2 separate regions of the Mus musculus genome follow, and region 2 is linked to region 1. The links are chromatin loops, found by intact Hi-C in ENCODE. Cell type or tissue: gastrocnemius. All regions are shown on one strand. Each heading gives the region's core, and the rest is flanking DNA. Links, peaks and the distances in the headings are about the cores only.

What was found. Peaks named below come from ENCODE experiments on the same cell type or tissue, not always from the same donor. Only the 100,000 strongest peaks of a DNase experiment are listed, where the experiment ranks them.
Region 2: it touches region 1 in a loop (4-fold over the local background); 24 of 42 quality-filtered maps call a loop at or near these places.

Annotation. Positions count from the first base shown.
Region 1 is chr16:10,840,464-10,852,421 of GRCm38, reverse strand. Rmi2 (RecQ mediated genome instability 2) reads right to left here. Exons shown (of 2, transcript NM_001162932.1): 2 at 9,187-11,958. Among named protein-coding and RNA genes, the nearest start is that of Rmi2, 11 kb to the right of the region's middle. In gastrocnemius, for the core only: CTCF peaks have their summits at 3,894, 5,702 (motif pointing right) and 10,261 (motif pointing right); DNase peaks (open chromatin) are centred at 5,684, 8,383 and 9,968; H3K4me3 peaks cover 1,207 bases; H3K27ac peaks cover 6,890 bases.
Region 2 is chr16:10,561,006-10,572,963 of GRCm38, reverse strand. It overlaps Clec16a (C-type lectin domain family 16, member A), which reads right to left. Exons shown (of 23, transcript NM_001204229.1): 3 at 9,694-9,827; 4 at 4,434-4,582; 5 at 1,365-1,470. Among named protein-coding and RNA genes, the nearest start is that of Clec16a, 22 kb to the right of the region's middle. In gastrocnemius, for the core only: a CTCF peak has its summit at 7,281 (motif pointing left); a DNase peak (open chromatin) is centred at 7,282; H3K27ac peaks cover 3,058 bases.

The DNA of each region.
Region 1 (11,958 bases), core at 2,618-10,617:
ACCTTGGCAGTTGTCTGCCAGCGGTCAGAATGCCCCTTTGTGGTTAAACACCCTTAAGGCTGCAAACTAGTTGTCCCCACCACATTAGAAACTAAGGTGCTGGGCTGGCGAGATGGCTCAGCGAGTAAGAGCACTGACTGTTCTTTCAAAGATCCTGAGTTCAAATCCCAGCAACCATATAGTGGCTCACAACCATCCACAATGAGATCTGACGCCCTCTTCTAGTGTGTCTGAAGACAGCTACAGTATACTTACATATAATAAATAAATCAAATTTTGGGCTGGAGTGAGAAGGAAAAAGAAAAAGGTTAAGATCAGAGAGACTTCCCCTTCTACATGGGGAGACACGTTTGAGGGCCGCTTCCTAACCCCACCTTAAGCAGCCTGGAGATCAGGCCTTCCGCTATTGTAAGTCCTAGCTGACCACCTCTCACATGGTGGGACCACTACTGTCAGGAGAGGCCAGAGCTGGGGAGGGCTGGCTCTACACTTGCTGTGGTTAAGGTCTGTCCTCCCTTGGAACATGCCTGTCCTGATTGTCACCAGCACACAGCCTGTGTTGAGCAGGACAAGACCCATGTGTTGGTGAATTTTCATTGTCAGCTTATCTCTGGCGTGTTTCTAGAGAGGTTCAACTGAGAAGCTGCACCCTAAAAGTGGTGGCACCATCTCATTTTCGAGTCTTGGACTGGGTAAAAAGGGGCAAAATGCGCACTCCCCATTCATCTGTTTCTTGTCTATGGATGCCATGTGGCCAGCTGCCCCCAAGCCTACCACGAGGGACTGTGCCCTCCAACGGTGGCCAGAATAAGCCCTTCCTTAAGTTGGTTGTGACAGGTTGTAACAGCAACAAGTAAAGTAGCATAGCACAGGGGCACTTCCCAGCAGACTGAGGTGGCCAGCAGCCCACGCCAGAGGCCTACGTACCAGCAGTTCCGTGGTCAGACTCTGGGCAGGACTAGAGCAAGCTAAGGGCAGGGCCATTCCCCAGCAGTGCTCAGGGATCCAAACTGCCCTTCCTTCCCTGCCAAGCCTCTTCTGGGAGTTCAAGAAAGAATGGGGGGGGGGGGGGGAACGGACCACAAAGCCATGAAATTCTAACAGCAGGGCTGCCTTTTGTTCACGGGCAAGCTCCATGCCCTGTATTTTATCCTGAAACAGGGGACTGCAGGGCACCATTACCCCAAACTCACATACACCAACCCAGCAGCCAAGAGAACTAAGACCCGAGCACTGAGACCAGCCACTGGCCAGACACAGGCCTCGAGTCTTTGTGTTTCCAGGGTCTGAGCCAGAGGAGCCAGGGTGTAGTAGTGGGTCAGCCAATCGTCTGTCCCCAGGAATCCTCAGCACAGGAGAACCCCAAAGGGAAAGAGAAGGTAGGGACCTCTGACTCAGAAGTCTTAGGGTAACTGCCAAGCCAGGTGTGGAGGCATACACCTTTAATCCCAGCTCTCAAAGGCAGAGGCAGACAGTGGATCTCTGAGTCTGAGGCCAGCCAGGTCTACATAGTTATGCCATTATGGTCAGAGCTACAAAGAGAGCCCCTGTCTGAGAATAAATAAAACAAAATATCCCTGCCAAAGGGTGACAGGCCCAAGGAATGAACGTGGTACAGAGGCTGGGAGCCCACAGATCTCAGACCCTTCAGCATCACAGCTTCCTTTCCCTGTCTACGCCCCAAAGACTAAATTCCAAGCCAGAGTCTGGCCTCTCGCTCTGCTAGCCCCAACACCTAGCCCATGCCCCAATCATTATTATTGACAGGGTCCCCAGATGGACCTGGAAACACTTTCACATGCTGGCACGGCATGAAGGGGCTCTTTGCTCCTGCTATCACTGGGGTGACCACCCTGGAGCGATTACACCCTTAAGTCTCTGGGAACTCTCAAGGCTCCAAGCACTGCAGAAAAGATTAAGTCAACTTGGAAGAAACATGTTTTTCCAATTAGCTATAAAACCACCCATGTTGGAACCTTTGCAGCTTTGCCATTACCCAAAATGCCTCTCGTCCTTTTTTTTCCACAAATAATTTCACAAGGTTTTTAAGGGCATCAGCATGAGTGTGGAAAAAAACAGACATAGGGCTCCCATCAGGAAGCCACCAGCAAATGTTCCCTCGATCACCAGCCTTTGAGGGGGGCGGAAGTGAGAACTAACTTCTAGCTGCACTCTTTAGCCCACCTCAGTCAGATCTCATCTACACGTGCAGTTGCACTGATGTTTGAATTGGATTTGTGTTTTATTGCACATTCATATTGGCAAAAAGGCCTTTCTTTGTTGACATTTCTTCCCTGTGCCAAGTCTGGGGCAGCCAGCCAGACGGAGAAGCCAAGATCCTGGAGGAGTCACCAAGCCTGCTGGTCTTAAAGGGCCACACTGCCAACCACACAAGTTGAAGAATGTGGAAAAGCGGATCTATGATCTCTGTGACAGGTGAGCAAACAGGACGTCTGCCCCAGCCAACAAGGTGAATTAAACAAGCTCGGTGTGCTCAAACTTTACAGACAAGAGGCTCGCAGCCTGCTGATTGGTGGTGGAGCCTAGATTTGAAAGCATTGACTGCCTCCAAGACCCGAATTAACTCCTTATGCTGTTGTCCTTCCTGCAGGTCCTGTGGCAGGATCTTAAGAGTCTTTTATACACAAGACTCCCACTTACAAAAGACCCACCTTCTTCCTGGTATTCAAATGCCAATGAAAAGATATTTACTGGTGTAATTTAAGTACCACACTACTTTAAGAAAGGAAAACTTTTAAACCCGGGGCCCAGAGAGGGAAGATAGGAAATTGAGAAACAAGATGATGAGCTGGACACACAATACTGATATGAAGTCAGAGGAGGGCTCTGGGGGACCCCTAGTTTATAAGTGACAAGGAAACAAGCTCTAAGTCCTATTGTTTTGCGTTCTAAATGCTGTCAACAAATAGGACGAAACTTTTTCTGGGTCCCCTCCCCATCCAGTGAGGTTGAGCAGAGAACCCAGCTATGCTGAGAGATACTTGGTTCATGGGAGCAGAGATGGGAAATCTGTTGTTTTAAGTGACTACATGCATGGCGGTGTGTGCTGTATCATCCTAGTGGTCAGACATATGGAAGATGTCATGTCCTCACACACCTCTCCAGGGTAATGGGGCCAACCCAGATTCCCGAGGACCCTGTGGGACAGTCCCTGCTCTACTGGAGCAAAGTAAGAGAAGGGAACTGGTTCGGGAGTGAAACAAACCTAGGTTCCAGCCTCTTGGGGCTTAGTTATGGTCACCCTGACATGTGACATTAGAGCCAGATCATCTGGCAAAAGGCTGTCTGTTGGCTTTCCCCACTGTGGAGGTACAGTTTCTATCCCATTGATCCTGTGAAAGGCAGCCTGTATATTCTATCCACTGTGTCTGGCAACCCCACAAGATACACAAGCCACATTCAAGAACAGCAACCCCATGAGTCTGTCATCCTACACAGCTCAAGACAGTCCAGACGTGTGTTCCAGAACATCTGGTAAAGTCGAATATTCCAGCCAAACAGCAATCACCAACTCTGCTATTCCCTAACATTGTTCTTTTTGAGATAGTCTCATATATTCCAGGCTGAACTCTAATTTGCAATGTAGCCAAGAATGACCTGAAACTTCTGGTCCTCCTGCCCCCCTTCCTAGCTCTGCATGTACATATGCATGAAGTAGGTAAGTGCAGTCAATAATGAGATTTCAAAGCCCTTCCTTTCCTCACCCAATTTGGCCAGAAGGGAGGAGCAGGTGTTTGTAGCTTTGAATTTCCCAGCACAGGGCCTCTGTTTCTTAGGCTGATCTTTGTCCACACCACATCCCTGCTTGTTCAGTTGAGCTAGATGACCTCTGGGGAGGTGGGTTAATGCTACAGTGGGAGGAGGCATTCAGGAACCTTGCTATGAGATAATTGTGCAGCCAGGGGCCAGAATGGCCCTCTTCTCCTGTGATGACACCCTAACCAGAACCTGTGAACACTATCTTAGTTGCAAAATGGACTTTTTCCAACTTAAACAATAAAAGACTTCTATAAGCCTAGGCTGGCCTCTATCTAAGTCACTGAGCAGAAGGTGACCTGAACTTCTGATCCCCCTGTCTCCACCTCCTGAGCGCTGAGACTGCAGGTGTGTACCACTATGATCAGTTTAATGCAATGCTGGGAAATGAACCCTGGGCGTCACGCACACTAGGCAAGTACTCTACTAACTGAGCCACATTCCTTAGCCTCAGAAGTGATTCTTGCGATGAGCTGAGCCTGCATGCATACAGCAGAGATAAGGCAAGCTGTGCAGCAACCAAGGATCTTCCTCCCATTGTCTCCAGACCCAGGGCCCAGCAGGCACTGGGGCTTCATGACAAAGGCCACACTCAGGTGTGGTGGCACACACCTTTAATCTGGGTACTCAGGAGGCAGAGGCAGGACGATCTCTGAGTTTGAGGGCAGCCTGGTCAACAGATTGAGTTCCAGGACAGCCAGGGCTACACAGAGAAACCCTGTTTCAAAATGAAACAAAACAACAAGTCACCTACTGCTTGGATTCCCTTAGCAGCAGAGTAGAGAGTCGTTTACTCTTTCTGACCCCAGGCATTCTTCTCTACAGAGGTCAGACATAAGCCCAGAGGGCTGAGATGTGGTTCCGAGGTAGGGCATTCATCTACATATAGGAAGCCCTAGGTTTCATCCCCAGCACATAATAATAATGCTAAGTCTGTCCATTTGAACTTGTATTTTATTTATTATTATATGTGGATATAAGGGCATACACATGCCATTGACTTATATGGAGGTCAGAGGACAGCTTTCAGGGATAGCTCCCCCCCCCCATCTTTCTGTAGGTTCCCTGAAATGAACTCAGGTCAGTAAGCTTGCCTATAAGCACTGGCAACCTGTCCTCATGATATATATATATCATGTCCCCGATGATAACGAGGACAACCACAATAATTTGAAGTTGCTTATAAAGAGCTTAGTGACTCAGATTCAATCCCAGATACTCAGCTGCCCAGGGAAGTTAGTACGACCTTATCTGAAAGCAAACGGTGCAGAGGGGCTGGGGATGGCTCAGAGACTGAGTGCTTGCCTGGGATGACCCTGGGTTCAGGCCCAAGTGCTAAATACTTCTAAATGCTTATAACTAGACATAGTGGTGCATGCCTTTAATGCCAGCATGCTAGAAGCAGAGACAGGCAGATTTCTGTGAGTTCCAGGCCAGCCAGGGCTACAATTGTGAGAAGTCTCAACAACAACAACAATCATAGTAATTATAATAGCTCATAAAAACAATAAGAGTTGGGCATGGTGGTGCAGTTGAGAGGCAGAGGCAGGACAATCTTTGCAAGTTGGAGGATAACCTGGGCTACTTCAGGAGTTTCAGTTAAGCTTCTACATAGTGACCTAAACAGCCTAAAAAGCCTAAAGAGCTCAGAAAGATGAAGAGACTCACCCAAGGTGAGTCACTTAATAAAAGGGACTAGAGTTGAATGTCAAGTCCATTGAAACCCATCTGGTGTCCAAACTTCCCCCACTCTGCCCCCACCTGTCTGGCCACAATGGGCAGAACTCCCAGGGTGGTTGGCTGTGAAATTTCTTGTGGCCCTATTTGTTCCTTTGCTTCATTTTGTGGCTTTTCATTCTGTGATCTCTGGCTCTCATCCCATTCCCTAGGGCTCAGACCAGACCCAGGCCAAGCAGCAGGGGGTGCTATACTCCACTCTAGAGCAGTCCCAAGGAGCCAACAGGGAAGAATTAAGGTGCTGGCTCTGAAGAACACTGTCCCTAACACCACCAGGCACCTACTAGCTCACGACTTGCCCCTGTGGCCTGCTGGGGCAATGCAAGGCGAGCAGACACACCTCTTAGGCAAAGGATGCTCAGCGCAAACCAAGTATGCAATTGTGCTGGTGTCTTTATCGAGGAAGTCACTGTCCAGGCACACTAGCACTTACTCTTTGCCATGGCCCTTTTATACGTCCAGATCTTTCCTCTCTGAAGAGTACTTTCCTGCCTTCATGCCAGCACCTGCAAGGGACCCAAAATGCTGGCACAGTAGTACATACCTCAGGAGCTGAGGGAAGAGAATCAAGGCCAGCTTGGACTACGTAGTGAGACCCTGTCTGAAAAGGAGAAACAAGGGAAAAACAAAAAACCTGCTCTGGAGACACAGCTCAGTTGGCGGGGTGTCTGCCCACCATGCATAAAGCTCTGGGTTAATCTCCAGCACGTAAGAACCAGGCAGAAGAGCACAGCTGTGATCCAGGGTTCAGGAGGATTGCCAAGGTCATCAGGACGACATGAGCTATGAGAAACTGCCTCACAAATGGGCTCAGTGGGTAAAAACACTTGCTGTAGGGGTCAAATGCAGTACACTCAGTTCTCTGGACCCACAGTGGGGAGAATGGTTTACCGAAAGCAGTCCTCTACCTTCACACAGTACCTCATGCTTATGCACGGGGCACACACACACACATAAATCTTAAAAAGTAACAAAATACAAACAAACTAAAATCACAATAACAATAAAAACTCAAACCCAGGCCAACAAGATGGCTCTGAGGATAAAGGCACTTAGCACCGAGCCCAAAGACCTGAGTTTGAACCTTGCATCCCACCCGGTAGAAATCAAAAATCAACACCCACAATTTATCCTCTGATTTATACACCCATGCCACAGCAAATGTCCACCTACACACACACACACACACACACACACACACACACACACACAACTAGCTAACTAAATAGAAGCTTTAAAGCCCTCAAATGCCAAGGCTCCTGAGCACTGTGCCTTTACTCTGTGGCTTCTGTCTTCAACCTGAAACTCCTACAGCTTACTCTGTGTGTGTGTGTGTGTGTGTGTGTGTGTGTGTGTGTGTGTGTGTGTGTGTGTGTGTGTGTGATGTGAGTCCCCGGAGGACAGAGATGCCAAGCAAGGATTCTAAAACAACCTTGAGACCTCCCCACTCAGAAGGAGGGGTGGCAAACTCCATTTCCCAAGAGCCTACCAGCAGCATCCTTTGAAGGAAGAACCACCTCGAAGTCTCCACCTTGAAGGCTGACCTTCAAACCCCAGGTCAGGCAGGGGATGGTGGAACCAGAACTAGCCCACAGTGTGACAAGGTGGGAGCCCCTGAACGGTGTCTTCAGACACAGGCTCAAAGCTATTTGCTTGATGTAGGTCATTGTGGCTAACTGTGACTAAAGGCATATCCACTCCTTCTCCCCCATCCTGTTTTTTACTTTTCAGTTTTTCGAGACAGGGTTTCTATGTGTAGCCTTGGCTGTCCTCAAACCTGTTTTTGTTTGTTTTGTTTTGTTTTGTTTTGTCTTAAGACAGTGTCTCCTGTGGTGCATGCCTTTAATCCCAGCACTCGGGAGGCAGAGGCAGGCTGATTTCTGAGTTCAAGGCCAGCCTGGTCTATAAAGTGAGTTCCAGGACAGCCACCAGGGCTATACAGAGAAACCCTGTCTTGAAAAACAAAAGAACAAAACAAAAACAAAAACAAAAACAAGACAGTGTCTCCTGTAGCCCAGGTTGGCCCAGGCTTGCTATGTAGCCCGTGGCGACTTTGAACTTCTGATTCTCCAATTCCTTAGTGCTGAGATTCGAGGATCAAACTCAGGGTTTTGTTGATGCCAAACAAGCACTCCACACCATACACGGCCCTTGACCACCCTCTTCCTCTTTACATAGGGGCTTGTCAACAAAGGACCTGGAACCCACATTATGGCCCTGAGTGGCCTTCACCTCCAGAATGTCAGGATTACAGGTGTGCACCCCCATACCCAGGCTCCCGCTTATCCTTTCAAGAGTCAGCTAGCTGATCAGCAAACTGGAGAAGGTACCCAGCATCAACCCTGGCTGGCCAGACAGACAGAACTCAGAGCTGATCCCCGACTCCGCACAGCATATCCTCTGGTTTCTTTTTCTCTTTAATCATTAAATCACACACAAGCCAACAAAAACACGGCAGTCAGACACTCCCCTATTTCACACAGCCCTTCTTTCCCCTCCTGCAGAATTTTGCGGTAAAACTTCAGCTTTACAAGAACATGCAACAGAAAGAATTAGGGAACTCAGGCGATCCAAAACCAGCTAAGTGATGGTTTCGAATTTTTAAAATATATATAATGTAAAGCAGTTCCGAGAAAAGTGAAGTCACGGCCTAGGTTGCTTATTCTCAGTTCTTAGAAAAGAGCATTTCAAAGAGGAAGCTGAGTGGGGAGGGCACACAGGCTGCCGCCAGAGCCGCGGTCTGGCGGGTGCTCACTGATAAACTGACTTTGATTTGGCAGCTGAGAACTGAAGCCTCCGGATGCATTTTCATTTGGCGCTGTCAGGGAGGAAACAGCAGCCCCCAATAGTGAGAGTTCTGAATGTGCAGCGAAACCACAGGCTCAGTTCTGTGCTGGAGAGGCAGGCGACAGCCACTGCCCACTGCCCACTGCCGTTTGCGCCGCCCCTCCCCCCACCGCCTTGACCTCCAGCCAGCCTGCACTTTTCTATGGGTGTTTCACCAGGAGTTACGTGAGGACATGGCTGGGAAGCTGTCAGCAGCTTCGGTTCTCCAGTGGAAAAGTAGGCTTGTGCCACACACAGCTCAACAGCTACTCTGGGGTAAAACAGTTTGGGGACACCATTTTACTAAGAATCCTGTAGCAGAGATCCTGGGGCCTGCATCAAAATTAAGTTTCAGACTGGGGCTCAAGTAACAGACTGCCTAACATGCAGGAGCCAGGCTTTGAGTTTGATCCCCAGACCCACAAGAACTAGGTGTGGGGGTGCACACCTGCAATCGCAGCACCAGGGAAGTGCAGGCAGGAGGAGCTGGGCTTCATGATCATGCATAACTGCACAGTGAGATTGAGGCTAGCCTGGAACATGAGATGATGCCTCAAAATTAATTAATTTGAGACCTAAGGTATAGCTAGCTCAGCTGTAGAGTCTGCCCAGCATGCAAGAGGCCCTGGGCTCTATCTCCAGGACTGAAAAATTGTGTGTGTGTGTGCATATGCATGTGTGTGTATACTGTGTGTACCTGTGTGTCTGTTTATTAAATTCCAGTGCAATCAAAAGCAACTGATCAACTGTCCCAGACAAGGGAGACCTTAAGGAGACACGACGGCCAAGTAGAATGTGGAATCCTGGGGAAAAATGAATAAAGAAACCAGAACAAACTATAAATTTGGTTACTAACTTTTCAGTATTTGTTCATTAGTTAATTTGTTAATTAATTTTAACATCCATGCCATACTAATGTAAGATATTCATGATAGGAACCTGGTATGTCTATAATTTAAGACATCCTGGGTTTGAGCCCCAATACTGCATAAACCAAGCTTAATGGCGCACACCTGTGATCTCAATACTCAGGAAGCTGAGGCAGGAGGATCAGGAGTTCCAGGACAAACTTGGCTACAGAGACCATGCAAATAAATAGGCAAATAAAAATATAAACAGCTGCACTATTTTGGCAAATTTTCTGAGGCTCAAACAACGTACATTGGAGCTGGAGAGATGGCTCAGCAATTAAGAGCACTTGCTGCTCTTCCAGAGGACCTGAGTTTGGTTCCCAGAACCCACACAGGGATGCTCAGACCTGCTGTAACCCCAGCTCAAGATTCCAAGGTCCTCTTTTAGACTCACACACACACAAATAAAAATAGACCTAAAAAATGAATGGTTCAGCAGTCAAACACAGATCACTTTTCAACTTGGCCTTCCTTTAAAAGAAAATGTTAGCACCTTTAACACAGCACTCAGGAGGCAGAAACTCATCTGCTCTACATAATGAGTTCCAGGAAAGCCCAAGTTCAAGGCCAGTCTGAACTAGAGACACTGCCTAAAAAGGTAGGGTGGGGAAGGCAGGGTGAGGAGGGGAGGGAAGGAAGAAGGGAAGGCCAGAGAGACTGACTACTGCTGGCTGGCTGGCTGGCTGGCTGGCTGGCTGGCAGGAAGGCAGTCATGCAGAAAGATGAATCAGCTGGTAGTCTTTACGTGGGATTGTAGGGCACCATCCTCCCAGCACAACAGACATCCATCAGTTTAAAGGTCAGAGGAGGCTAGCTGGTCGAGTGCTACTCTGGCGTGTGTGAGACCCTGGGGACCCCGTGGTCCAACCCCAGTGCCATTCATTACTACTGTTTTTTTTTTTTTTTTTTTAAGATTTATTTATTATATGTAAGTACACTGTAGCTGTCTTCAGACACACCAGAAGAGGGCGTCAGATCTTGTTACAGATGGTTTGTGAGCCACCATGTGGTTGCTGGGATTTGAACTCCGGACCTTTGGAAGAGCAGTCGGGTACTCTTACCCACTGAGCCATCTCACCAGCCCTCATTACTACTATTCTTAAACCCTATTTATTTATTTATTTATTTATTTGTTTTTCGAGACAGGGTTTCTCTGTGTAGCCCTGGCTGTCCTGGAACTCACTTTGTAGACCAGGCTGGCCTCGAACTCAGAAATCCGCCTGCTTCTGCCTCCCTGGGATTAAAGGCGTGCGCTACCACCACCTGGCTCTCTTTATTTTTTAGGACTTATTTTTTTTTAAGTATTTATTTGAAGTCTATATGCTAGGTTGTGAGGGTTTTCCAGGGGCCAGAAGGCGGCGTCAGATGCCTAGGAACTACAGGGAGTTACTGAAGCTGTGAGCTACCTGGCATGGGGCTGGTAAAGTTTATTTATCAACACTCTCTCTTGGGCTCCAAAGCACCCCACGAACACATAACTAAAGATAAAATCTTTTTTTTAAGGCGTCCATGTAAGCAGGCTGGAGGAGCAGGCCTGCAATCCCAGTTAACCAGAGGCAGGAAGATGGGAAATCTGAGGTTGGCCTGAGCTACAAACTGGGCTCAAGGCCTCGATGCTTTTTCTAGGGGGTGGAGGGCAGGAAGGAGGCAGGTCTAGATCACCTGAGTCCTCATCCTCTCTTGTCCCTCGATGTCCATCTCCTGCCAGGTGACTCCTTAGCTTTTCTGGTGACAAGTACCACCTGATGCTCATGGCAATCCAGGTGAGGCTGGGTGTGGGGGCCGAGTGTGGGGTGTGGGCCACACTCTGGAGGCTGCAGCAGGAGGCCTGCCACATCTGGCTAGCCTTGAAGACACAAGAGCTGGGGCTCTAGCTCATGTGTTTGCTTAACACATACACAGCCTCAGCTTCAGTGTGCTTATGGAAACACTTTCTGTTCATTCTTTCCAAAAACCTAAAACTGTTTTAATAAATCAACATTTTAGGCTGGAAATGTGGCTCAGTAATACAGTGTTTGCTTAGCTTGCAGGAAGCCCTGGGTTCCATCCCCAGCACTGCAGACACAGTAGTGCACACCCGTAATCTCAACGGGCTGGAGGGGAGGGAAGAGAGTCATGAGCTGGAGACTACCTGAGCTATATAAGACCCTGTCTTTAAGACAAACAGATAGTAGGGCTTACTTTTAAAAACTACACCACACAAAAAATGTTACTAGGGCCGGGTGTGGTGGCGCACGCCTTTAATCCCAGCACTGGGGAGGCAGAGGCAGGCGGATTTCTGAGTTCGAGGCCAGCCTGGTCTAAAAAGTGAATTCCAGGACAGCCAGGGCTATACAGAGAAACCCTGTCTCGAAAAACAACAAAAAACAAAACAAAAAAAGTGTTACTAGGAAGAGTCCTACAGCAAGACTGTAACATAAGATGGCCTGCTGGGTCTTTGCCATCCAAATAGGAATCTAGCCTGGGTTGTCAGCAGAAAGCCAAACCCAACACTGATACAACCCCAACAGAAAGGCGTTTCATACAGAAAGGAGGCCAGGACTCTAAGCCTACAGGCTGTTCCACCTTGGATGTCTCTCCACAACAGTTTTGAAGCAGAAGTGCTTGAAAAGTCTGTCTCCATCTTGGATTTTTAAGTTCAACAGAGAATTGTGAGAATTCCCACCATTCTCAACAGCTGGCCTCAGCTTCAGTATGAGCACAATGC
Region 2 (11,958 bases), core at 2,334-10,333, 280 kb after region 1:
GCAAGCTCAGAAAGAGGAAAACCAGAGGTTAATAACTTACATGACACTGGAATAAGGAACAGGAATCGGCATTGGAGGAAAGGCAAAAACAGACAACAGTTAACAGGGTTAGGAACTGGGAAGGTGAGACAGCGGCCCAGAAGGACAAAGCCTAGTCAGGAGGCATCTAAACCAAAAGACACAGTTAGAAGAGAGCAAGAGAAAACAGAGCATAGGACAGTGGAACCAACTATGCATGGCCAAGGCTGCAAACTCAGAAGTCTGCCAGGTCAATGGCTGCACAGCGAACCAAGTCTGAAGGCTGGGAGAGCAAATTAGGGGGTTGGAGCCCTAGCAACGATTGCTTCTCAGCCTTTGACCACTTAATTCCCCATGGGAGTGTGGGCCCTGAATACCCAAATGCACATCTTCAAGTCAGAAATGCACAGTGTAAAAACTCCAAATTTTTATATTTTAAAGCAAACACACACGCACACTTTCTTTTTAGAGACAAGGTATTCCTGGATGTTCTGTATATTTTTTTTTCCATCTGAGCCAACTGAAATGTGTCTGAGGGATGGTTTGTGTCTACAGGCTCTCATTTTGCAATCTCTGGCTGGACCAAATTAGGCTCTGAGAAAAAGCTCTTAAATTAAATTTAAGGTGACCTTCCCTGGCCCTCAACTGGTATTGCATCTCAAGTAATACCACCTTGACTCATGAAAGTCAAAGCCCTTGAATGGCCAAGAAACTAGAGGCCCAGCTTCACTGTGGTTTCCACAAGGAAATTAATTAGCCTTTAGGAATTGTCTTAAGAGGGCCAGTTCCAGCTCCAAAACCTTGCAGGCAGGCAGGCAGCCTGTGTGCCAGCACCGGCAGGCCTTGTGGAAAGACTCTCCACTGGACACAGGATGGAGCATTACATACATCTGAGAGAAAGGAAGGACTGTTGTTAATACTGGCCTTGGTGGCTGGCTGGGAATACAATACTGCCTCCTGCTGCTTGTGATGTGAAATGCTCTCATGCATATTTAAAGATAAACTATAAAACAAATAACTGTAACAGCGTATTTTATAAGCCAAAACACAAAAATTTAAAGCTAAAATTTTCAAGACAGTTTTGCTTTATCTAATTAGCTTATGGCCACTCCAACCCCTCAAAGACTTCTTGGGATAGACTAAGGTGGGGCAGCAGCAGGGAACAATGCTAGAGTATACAGCTCAAAGATTTCCACAAGGAACAGTGATATGCCTGCAAATCTCTGTCAGACAAGCAGCCACTGCTCATACTAGGCAAGGTCTCCAGTAACTTGGAACTGTGTTTGTGAGCTTGGGAGCCAGCACTTGGCTTACGACCTGAAGCCCAAGTGCACGAGGAAACTTACCTTTGTAGACATTCAAAGTGATGGTTCTCACGGCAATTCGAACCATGCTTTCGGGATGATTGAAGAACTTGATGGCTTCTGTGTACAGGGCAAAGTCATTGGTGTGCTAAAACAAAAAATGGTTCCAAAAGTTACAAATCCAAAGACAGACCTGCTCCCAAAGCTTTCTGAAATGTGTCAGACTGTGATAAAACAGAACAAAACCAAAGTAAAACACACCAGATGTCACCATGATGGGAGGTGAGGAAGCCAGGGAAGAGAAAATGTACACAGAATGTCTGACCTGGCCTACATGTTCAGCTGTATGAGGAGGTATTTCTGAGTCCACTTCTTCACCTATAAAACTGGGGTACTAGCACACACTCTCTGGCCTCTGGGACGAAATGAGGTCATTTCTGGTCCAGTGCTCTGCCTAGTCCTTGGCATCTACAGTGCATGGAGAATAGTGCTAGTTATTTACGTCAGACCTGGTTGATTAAAGACCAAGTTGGAGTAGGTTCAAGCATGTCTTGGCTGTTATACCATTCTCCATTTGGAAATACTAAAAGTGTAGCATTATCAGGGAGGCAGAGGGTCTTAGGAGTCTTCTGCTGTTAAAAGGGGACAAAGAGAAACAATTAAATGGTTCAGAACAAGACTCACACTGCCTTAGCCTGAGAGGATGGAGCAAAAATGCCCTGGCAGTGTACTTTGCTGTCCTCCTGTGGCCAATGTTCCTATATCGTTCAGGGACCCAGTCTGTGTGAGTGGCTCAGGAGAGGGGATGGTAGACAGAGATCCTCTAAGCTAGCCCTTCCTGGAATGGAGCAGGATACACAAAATAACAACAGGGCAATTATAAGGGCAATTCCATTTTGAGGACCAGCAATCAAGTATGAATCTAAAAAGTGGAAACTACTAATCTGGCTCAGACAAACACAGACAAAAACCAAAAAATCCTCAAGGCTTCTGGGATGTCCAGCTCTTCCAGACCCATGACTTCTGCCCTCCCACTACGACTCAGAAGGCACCTGAGCAAAAAATACTCTGTCCCTCACTCTGGTCTGGGTTTTCTTCCACATGGGAGAGCCTTTGGGTGAAAGCTGTTCCCTGGACATGTTTATCAAGCACCTACTATGTGGCAGGGACAGGAGTCTATCATGTTATTTTCTCAAGTGCATTCATGTTTTTGGCCCTTGGCTAGCATTTTCTTCTGAGAGACTAATGAATCATGAAAATCAAGGTTCACTGTTGCCATACAACAAGAGTTGATGGTTTTTGCCCAAACTCAGAAAGTTTGGGATTGTGGTCTGACTTCAAAAACAGGCTTTGAGCATGTGGGACAACCACTCAGGTGATATCTGCCACACAAATGACATGCAGCTGGCTGTATGACATCTAGCTTCCAAGGCAGTCCCCAAACATGTTCACCACCTGTGTCACACTCATGCTGGATCCGCCCACAGAGGCAGATCATGCCTGTGTGACCAAAGAGTATGCTAGGAGTAAGTGTATGTGAGTGAGTGAGTGTGAGTGGCACGAGGCTGGCATGGATGGCATCACTGCTTACCGTGGTCTGCTGGGTGACTCACTCTAGGGAAGTTGGCTGGAAGGATGCTGGTCAGCCCTGGGAAGAGGCCCCTGAACAGGAGCTGTGGTCTCCCACGCACAACCAGATTCAGCTAACCACCACGACAGTGAAGCAGACCCTCCAGCCACATTCCAGCCTCCAGAGGACATCAGCCTCTTGGGGCACTGAGTAAAATAGCTCTAGTCAGCCAAGCCTGAAGTCCAACACACTGAAGAGACTGGTGCAACTCTAATCAGTGGGACATGGGGAGAAGTCTGAGGGCGAATTCTCAGACTTTTCTGAGAAAGTTCTCTCAGAAGGGATACGAGAGAGGAAATGGTATCAGAAATTCTGACAACAGCATGTGATTGAGTGATATCTGGAGCATCGGCAATCACACGGCCACATGGAACCAAGCCTTGAGCAGATGCCAGCTGCAGTTACTGAGCAGGAAGCTGGAAAACCCTGGGCCCTTCCTACAGTGAGGCAGAGCGCAGCTGCCATTTGTACTTTAAGCATGTGAGCTAAACTGACCTTAATCTCAAGCTCCTTGGCGCTATAAGAGTAGCTCTCCCAGGACTGTGAGGGACCTGACCCCTCAAGGACAGCTGTGCCAGTTTATCACTTCTCACAACTCTGAAGATGGAATCTCATCTAGTGAGTCCCTGAAACCCAGAGCCAGGTATATAGTTTCACCTCATTTCTCAAAGGAGGGGGCTCAGAGAGGCCTGGAAGTTCTCTTGTCACACTGCAAGGAGCAGAAAAGCTGTACCTAAATGGAGTTTCTGCTGTTTCCAACAAGGTAACCTCTGGACATTTTCCTCCCTGCCAAGTTAACCTGAAGTTTACATTAAAATAGCAAGAAAATTTGTTCAATTAAAGAAAAAAGTTTGTGTCAGGTGTGGTGGTGCACACCTTTAGTCCCAGCACTCGGGAACAGGGGCAGGTGGTTCTCCATGAGTTTGAGGCCAGCCTGGTCTACAGCATGAGTGCCTAGACAGCAGAGGTTACACAGAGAAACCCTGTCTCAAAAATCAAAAGGAAAAGAAGAAAAAAGAAAAAAGTTTGTGGGATTCAGCGGTTGAAAACGCCTCCTAACCAGTTCTGAGGACCAGAATGCCAGTCCCAGCACTCACCTAACAAGCCTGGCCTGGCCTGGCATGCCTCTAACCCCACCATGGAGGCAAACGAGGTTTGCTGGCTGCCAGCCTACCTGCAAAATGCAAACAAGCTCCTGGTCCAGGAAGAGATCCAAAAGAACAAACCAGAGAGGGACAAAGTAGGAATTTTATAGCCCTTGCTTGGCCCCACAAACCCAGAACACACATGTACACACTTGAACACATGCCCCTGTGCACGCACACGCACACACACACACACACACACACACACACCACATATTTTAAAACAAAAAATTTTATTTAAGTATGCCAAAGTCTGTGCTTAGGAAAGTGCTTTGTAGAGCAAAGGCCTCCACGCTTGGACTAGCTTGACACATACACTTGCTGGGCGCCACTCACCTCATTGTAAAAGAAATGGACAGTGTGGTTGTTGAGCTTTAATGAAAGCGTTTTCAGGAACGATATGTAATACGCCATGATCTCCTCGTCGGAAAAGTCAAATTTATGGACAATGATCGAGTTTACATAGTTATTAGACAGCAAATAATCTAGGAGAGAGAACACAAAGTGCAACCGGTGAGCTCGGGCTGGAGGAAATGCCAGCACAGGCCGCCGAGTAACAAGCACAACTCAACCAGTGAGCAACAAAGAGCGGCTTAACCTTTACCTGTCTAAGAAACCACACACTACGCAGGCCCACCAGCCCTTCCAGGGAGAAGCCTGTGGCCTCCTTTGTGAACCCAAAGAGACAGACTCAAGCATGTTTTCTGTTCACTGCTAGCCCACATGGCCATCAGAAGACATTACCATGCCAGAATGCCAGAAAGGGCTGCATGTGTCTCTAATCTCTATCTACTGACAATCTCATAAGAGTCCCTTTATCCCCACCATGTGTCTAGCATCAGGTTAACCACCTCAGGTCCTAACTACCCAACACTAACCTGGTTCTAAGGGGAACAGCACTACTCACACCTCTGACCTCTGTCGGGGAGGTTGGCAATGTCAACAGAGCATATACCTTATGAAGGAATACACCCAAGATAGTGAACGAACCTAGCCAGCAAGATCAGCTAAACCAACCCTAGAGATCATCATGGTGAAAGATAATGCAGCCAGACTGCCCTCGTGTCTCTGATACCTGAGGCAGCTCTTGGGGCCAGCTCCAAGAGAGGCCAGGAGAGTGGGTGGGGCCCTAAAAATCTTGAATACATTGTTAAGTAAGTCATGGTCACAAGTGCTCCAGGTAAGCTTGCTATATGTGGAAATGGCACTGTATAGAACCTCAAGCTCCTGCACACACACATTTAACACTCAAGCATGTGAGCCTCAGGTGTCTGCTTATGGGACATAGATACAGATGTATGCTGTGCAGGCCCCACTCAGTTAAGGCCCGGTGTATCTGCAGTTCCTTCGGAAGCTTGTTCATACCCCTGCCCTGTCAGCATCTTCTCTCAAGGCAGGGAACCACTCCAACCCCATCTCTATAGACTTGTGCACCTGCTTGTGAACCTTACACAGAGGAGCCAGACAGGATGAGGGTATCAGTGTCTGGCCTCGCACTCATCACTGCATCTGAGTGTTGTCATAGAAACAGGATGAGGCTGTCAGTGTCTGGTCTCTCTCATCACTGCGTCTGAATGTTGTCATAGCCACACTACCTCCCCCTCTTTGCTGTTAAAACTGTCCCCAACTTACTTATCCACCTGTGATTTACCATGTAACATAATACTTAGGTGCTTCTGACAACTGGAACACTTGTGATCTGGCAATGGGAACAGGAGGAGGAAATTAGGACATCTCAGTAAGTTCTGTATTTATAGGCCAGTTGCTTCTGGGCCACAAATGGCACAAAAGCTAGCAGCTTAAGGTGTGTGAAGAAAGTCTGGCTACATTCTACACCTGAGACAGCCACAAGGTTCATCTGCTCCTCACAGGGGCTTTTTTAAGTCCTCTACAAGGTTCTGTGGGGGGTTAGGGATCAGTAAAGGGGCCCACTGTGTGGCTGGGATTTTTCTACTACCCCCTCACTGTGGCTGACATTCTGTGGTATTCTGTTATAATAAACCTGGGAGTCAGTAAGTAATCTCAGTCTCTTGGGCCTCTGTTACTTAGGTCACCAAACAAAGAGGCAACAGTAGCATCTGTGCAATGCCTCCCTGTAATAGCGTAATAGTGAGAACCTGGAAAGCACCTAGATGCCCACAGTCAGGTTCATTTAATAACAATATAGATCAGGGCGAGTCACATGCAGGAACAGCAGAGTGAGTAGGACGGCCTGCATGGCTGGGTGCAGGGTGGGAGGCTACAGGCACCTGACTGCACTTCTGTGACTATGTTATGCTGTTTTACAATGACTCCCCCACTAAAACTAAAAAGTAAAAATAAAAGCAGCAGGGCATATGGCATACATATACTGTGATGGTGGCACTCAGAGACTGAAGCAGAGCTGGGTGTTGTGGCCCATGCCTTTAATCCCAGCACTTTGGAAGCTGAGGCAGGAAGACTGAGAGTTTGAGGCCAAACTACACTACAAAGAGAACACTGCCTCAAAAGCTACTTTTAATAAACTGTCCTGAAAGCCAAAGGTGTGTGTCTGCTGGGCTTTGCAGGCAGCTCCCACACTGCTCCCACTTCCTTTTAGAGCCATGCACATGTCGGATCACTTTTGTATCGAATCTGAAATAGCACCAATGCAGAGGGCAGAGAGGGTCATCAGGAGCCATGTCTGGAGAAGTGGGGAGACTGGAATAAAGGTCACAAGAGCCCTGTGAGGCAGCTAAGTTCTCCATTACAGATTGGTGACCCGTGATGACAGCTAATGGCTCCGACCTAGAGGTCTGAAATCCTCAGACAGGAAGTTCTGAAAGGTGATGTACATGTCAGCTGCACAGCAGAGGCCACCTCAAAGGATTTACATCAGATCTTCAAGGTACTTCACCAAGAAGCTAAAACTTTCAAAGGACGTACTGTTAATCCTAGCCCTAAATGGATTTCAAAAGGGTCACCAAGATAAAACTCCAAAGACCCCATATTAAAGGTCAAGACTTTGGAATTGTCCCAATGGCCTCAGAACATTCCTGAGCCTGCACCTCAGAGCTGGATCTTCCCCTCTGAGCTCAGAAACCACACTTATTCCAGATCCAGCGAAACAGAAGCTGATAACAAGGGAAACCACACAGGGAGATGTGAATTAGCACCATCTGTGGTCAGGGGGAGGAGGAGGAGGGCTCTGTGGCTACAGCACCACCTAGTGGCCACTGCTAAGGTCACCACCACCCAGCAACTTGATTTGCCCCAAGAAGTCAGTACCTGCCTTTGCTCTGGGCGCTCCACCGTTTTTTCTCTTGCTTTCAAGAGCAGGACCTGCACTGTGCTGCATTTGGAGTAAGTAACTAGCACAGAATGAAATTAGGCTGGCTCAGTCCCAGCATAGATAAGGGTCTGGTAATGCTCTGCTGAAGGTCTGCCCTGGGGATTGCAGCCTCCCTCTACTCGGATGGACTATGACAACTAAGAGCAGCTCCAGAAAATGCCAGCACCACACTGAGGACCACTGAGTGTATTCTCCTGTGCTAAAATCTCTCCTCTACTCTGAATGTGCTGTACTGGTTACTTTGGGTCCATGACTCAAACTTTCTTGGAGTTATAACAAGAGCCTCCGTAGCCCCTGCCTCTCAGAAGAATAAATGGGGCTGAGGGTTGAACTGAGTTAAATTCTTGCTTGCTGGGCAACAAAACTGAAGCAGAGGCACCCCTAAGACCTCTCTGCCTTCTCCATTGCTCTTAGAAGTGCTGGCCTATGTACTCCTCAGTCATTAGATCTTTGAAATTGAACCATGCTGAGGGGATGGCAAGTCAATCAGCAGGAGTCCTTCATGGAACCCTACCACACTGAACTACCCTCAACATAGTCAAAAGCTGCACATGTCGTTTCCAGTGTGACTACATGTGATGACAGGGTAATTACGATTAAATGAGTTTGCAGGGTCAGGCTCCACCCCTGACAGAATTAGTGCCCCATGGAGTCAGAGAGACCAGAGGTTGAGCTCTCTGACTTCATTCTCTCACAGGCGGGGCCAGGTACTGTGAGAAGGTAGCTAAGGTCTAATGTGGCCCCAGGTTTCATGAGTCCTAACCTCTATTCCTGAAATGAGGCCACGTTAGGAAGTAAGGCTTATGAGTGGTATTTAGGTGATGGAGTGAAGCTGTCATGAGTGGGTTAATATCTTTCTCACTGTGAATTTCTCCTCTCCTGGCCCTTGACGAGTTAGTTACCTTAAGAGCAAGTTCCTGCAAGCTGACAAGAGAGCTCAGAAAGTAAAGGCTCTTGCCACCAATGCCGAACTCCACCGACAAAAGGAGAACGGTTACCTCTCTTCCACTGTCACGTGCACTCTGCAGTGTGGCCGTGTGCACACACTCACATCTCTTCCACTGCCACGTGCACTCTGCAGTGTGGCCGTGCGCACACACTCACATCTCTTCCACTGTCACGTGCACTCTGCAGTGTGGCCGTGCGCACACACTCACATCTCTTCCACTGTCACGTGCACTCTGCAGTGTGGCCGTGCGCACACACTCACATCTCTTCCACTGCCACGTGCACTCTGCAGTGTGGCCGTGCGCACACACTCACATCTCTTCCACTGTCACGTGCACTCTGCAGTGTGGCCGTGCGCACACACTCACATCTCTTCCACTGTCACGTGCACTCTGCAGTGTGGCCGTGCGCACACACTCACATCTCTTCCACTGCCACGTGCACTCTGCAGTGTGGCCGTGTGCACACACTCACATCTCTTCCACTGCCACGTGCACTCTGCAGTGTGGCCGTGTGCACACACTCACATCTCTTCCACTGCCACGTGCACTCTGCAGTGTGGCCGTGTGCACACACTCACATGCAGAGAAGCACGCAAAGAGGTAAATGCAACACAAATTTTAAAGAAACACTTGAAGCATTGCAATGGGGATTACCTGCTCTGTAAAGCTCACAGATTAAAAGAAATCAGGTTACCATGCGCTTACTGAGCAAATATATGGTTTCTTTTACACAGCCTTTTTGACTGTGAGTTGAAGCAGCAGAAGGTTCTCACAAGGCATGGATACCTAATTTTGAACTTCTTGGCCTTCTAAATCTTAAGCCAAAATAAAGCTCATTTCTTTAAATGACCTAGTTTCTCAGAGCTTAAGAGATGACTTGGTGGTTAAGAGCACCAGCTGCTCTTTGAGAGGACCTGGGTTGGATTCCCAGAACCCACATGATGGCTCATAATCATCTTTAATTCTAGTTCCAGGGTATCCAATACCCTCAGCAGGCATTAGACACTCACATGGATTATAGATATATGTGCAGGCAAAACACCCATGCACATAAGAAATAAAAGATATTTTTAATTACTTAGTCTCAGTGAATTTGTTACAGTAAAAGAAAACAGACTCAGACAGCAGCTGTCTATAAACTAAAAAGAAATCCCCACCAGAAACCAGCCCTGACCTCAGCTTCAAAGTGGATATCCGTCTTCCAGAATAGTGGGCAAACACACGCCACTAAGCCTATTGGGATAAAGCCTGGGCAGACTAAAATGAGTGGGACGCAGACACATGGAACCATCCGACACTGAGCAGTACACAGGCAAACGGCAAGGAGTGTCCTTACAGAGCGATGTCTCGTGGCTGATGTTCTCAAAGAGAATGTTCAAGGTCTGTAGCAGCTGCACACACACATAACGGCCTGATTTCTGCCGCAGAATGTTCAAGAAGAAAACAAACATATTCTTCTCCAGGAAGAAGCTGGGGAAAGAACAAGAAAGGGTCAGTGGGTGATACGCTCACGGCTGCTATGTGTAGGCTCGCCCTATGAAGATCACCAGTGGCAAGACTAGACTGTTAGGGCTGCCTGGATAGTCTCAGTGCCCTTGATCCCATCTGCAAGGGAGAACAACACATGCACTCTGACTCTTCCTTTTCCTGTCTAAGCAGACCAGGGTGGTGCTACTTACATGAAATGGTGAACTAGATTCTGACAGAATAGGGATGCTCTCTTCCTGCTAAGTGACCACACAGCAGTCTGTGCACCACAAGCATCGTTCCCCAGGACATACACAACCGGAATCCTTAGCTTCCCCACAAAACCTATTTCCCTTGCGCTCCCATATTCAAGGTTAGGAAAACACAAGAAGTGGCTTCCCTGCAAGGCCTGAGGATGCTGAATGACAGCAGAGGTTTTTCACTTCTGTTGTCAAGTGTGCAGCTTCCAGATCTCTGGACAAAGAACTTGAAAGAAGGTGAAGACACCGATGTGGTAGAGGCACCCTATAGTCCCCAGGTCTGCTTCTGCTTTCTTGTGCTGGAATGACACACAGCCAGGAGCATTGGCCAGGTACACACCTCAGTTCTGTGTGTGTGTGAGTGTGTGTGTGTGTGTGTGTGTGTGTGTGTGTGTGTGTGTGTTAAAAATAGGACCTTCCTTTAAGAAGATGTTGTTTCTACATATTTGTTTAGTATATTTGAACAGGATCAGTTTGGAATAATCAAAGGCTGGGATATAGCTCAGTTGATAGAGTGCTTGCCCAGCAGAACACAAGGCAAGTGTTGGAAGCATGCATCTGTAATCTCAGCACTTGGGCAGAGGCAGGAAAGCCAGAAGTTCAAAGTCAGCCTCTTAGCTACACTATGAATTCAATGTAGCTAGCCTGGAATATAGGAAACTGTTTCTGAGAAGGAAGGAAGGAAGGAAGGAAGGAAGGAAGGAAGGAAGGAAGGGAGGGAGGGAGGGAGGGAGGGAGGGAGGGAGGGACAGACAGACAGAAAAGGGGAAGGGGAAGGAGAGAAAGGAAGGGAGGGAGGGAGGAAGGAAGGAGAGAGGGGGAAGACAAATAGACAGAAAGGGGGAAGGAGAGAGGGGGGAAAGAGAGAGAGGGGGAGGGAGGAAGGAAGGAATGTTAGATAGAAAGACAGACAGAAAAGGAAAAGCCCCTGCAGTCACACAAGTCTGCTGGTTGACTCCGTTCTGGGTGGTCCTCTCTCCTCACCTGTCAGCTCCACAGGGACCAATTGCCTGACACTCAATGCCACATAATTCTGTTTGAATCCATAAAGTAAATAATAAAATAAGTGAATGATAAAATATGACCCTAAAACCTGTCAGTTCTTTTCTTGCTCTGACTCCAGGAGCTTGCCTGCCTCCACACACTGCTCCAACTGACCCCAGAGCATTTCAGGCCCCTGACCTATTTTTGTCTGCCCCTGCTTCAGGTTATAAAAAGCAGCAGCTCTCCTGAATCATGAACACACTCAATACCACTGGGTGGCCAATGGAGGAAGCTGTCAAACATCTGTGCCTGGATATTGCTGCTGGGGTGACTTAGTAATCTAGTGTGACGCTCTCAAGTAGATGTTTGTCTCTCTGTGTGTCCAGTGTGTCTGTCTGTGTTGGGACATTCATACACCATGCTGAGTGCATGGAAGTCAGAGGAGGCTCTGGGTGTTTGTGCTCACCTTCTACCTTGTTTGAGACAGGTATCATTGTTGTTGCATGTACAAGCTACCTGACCCGTCTTCCACTTTTCAGGGATTTTCCTGTTCCTGCCTCTCATCTCACCATACAAGCACAAGGATTACAAATGTGTGTTACCATACATAGCCTTTATATAGATTTTGGGGATTCAACTTCATGCTTGAATGGCAAGAATTTTTATTTTTCCGGTTGGTAGACTCTAGGAATGAGAGGCTCCTTCACCATCTTCCAGCTACACGTGGGGACACCAATAGAGCTTCCATGTGGGCCGAGGGGCAAGTTTGGTAGATTGTGCTCTCAAAGCTCAGGACTCTTGCTGGCCCTCAGTAAATACGTTTGTATTAGAGGCTAGGGAGGTGGCTCAGTGGGGAAAGTGCCAGCCTCAGAAGCATGAGCTCAGATCCC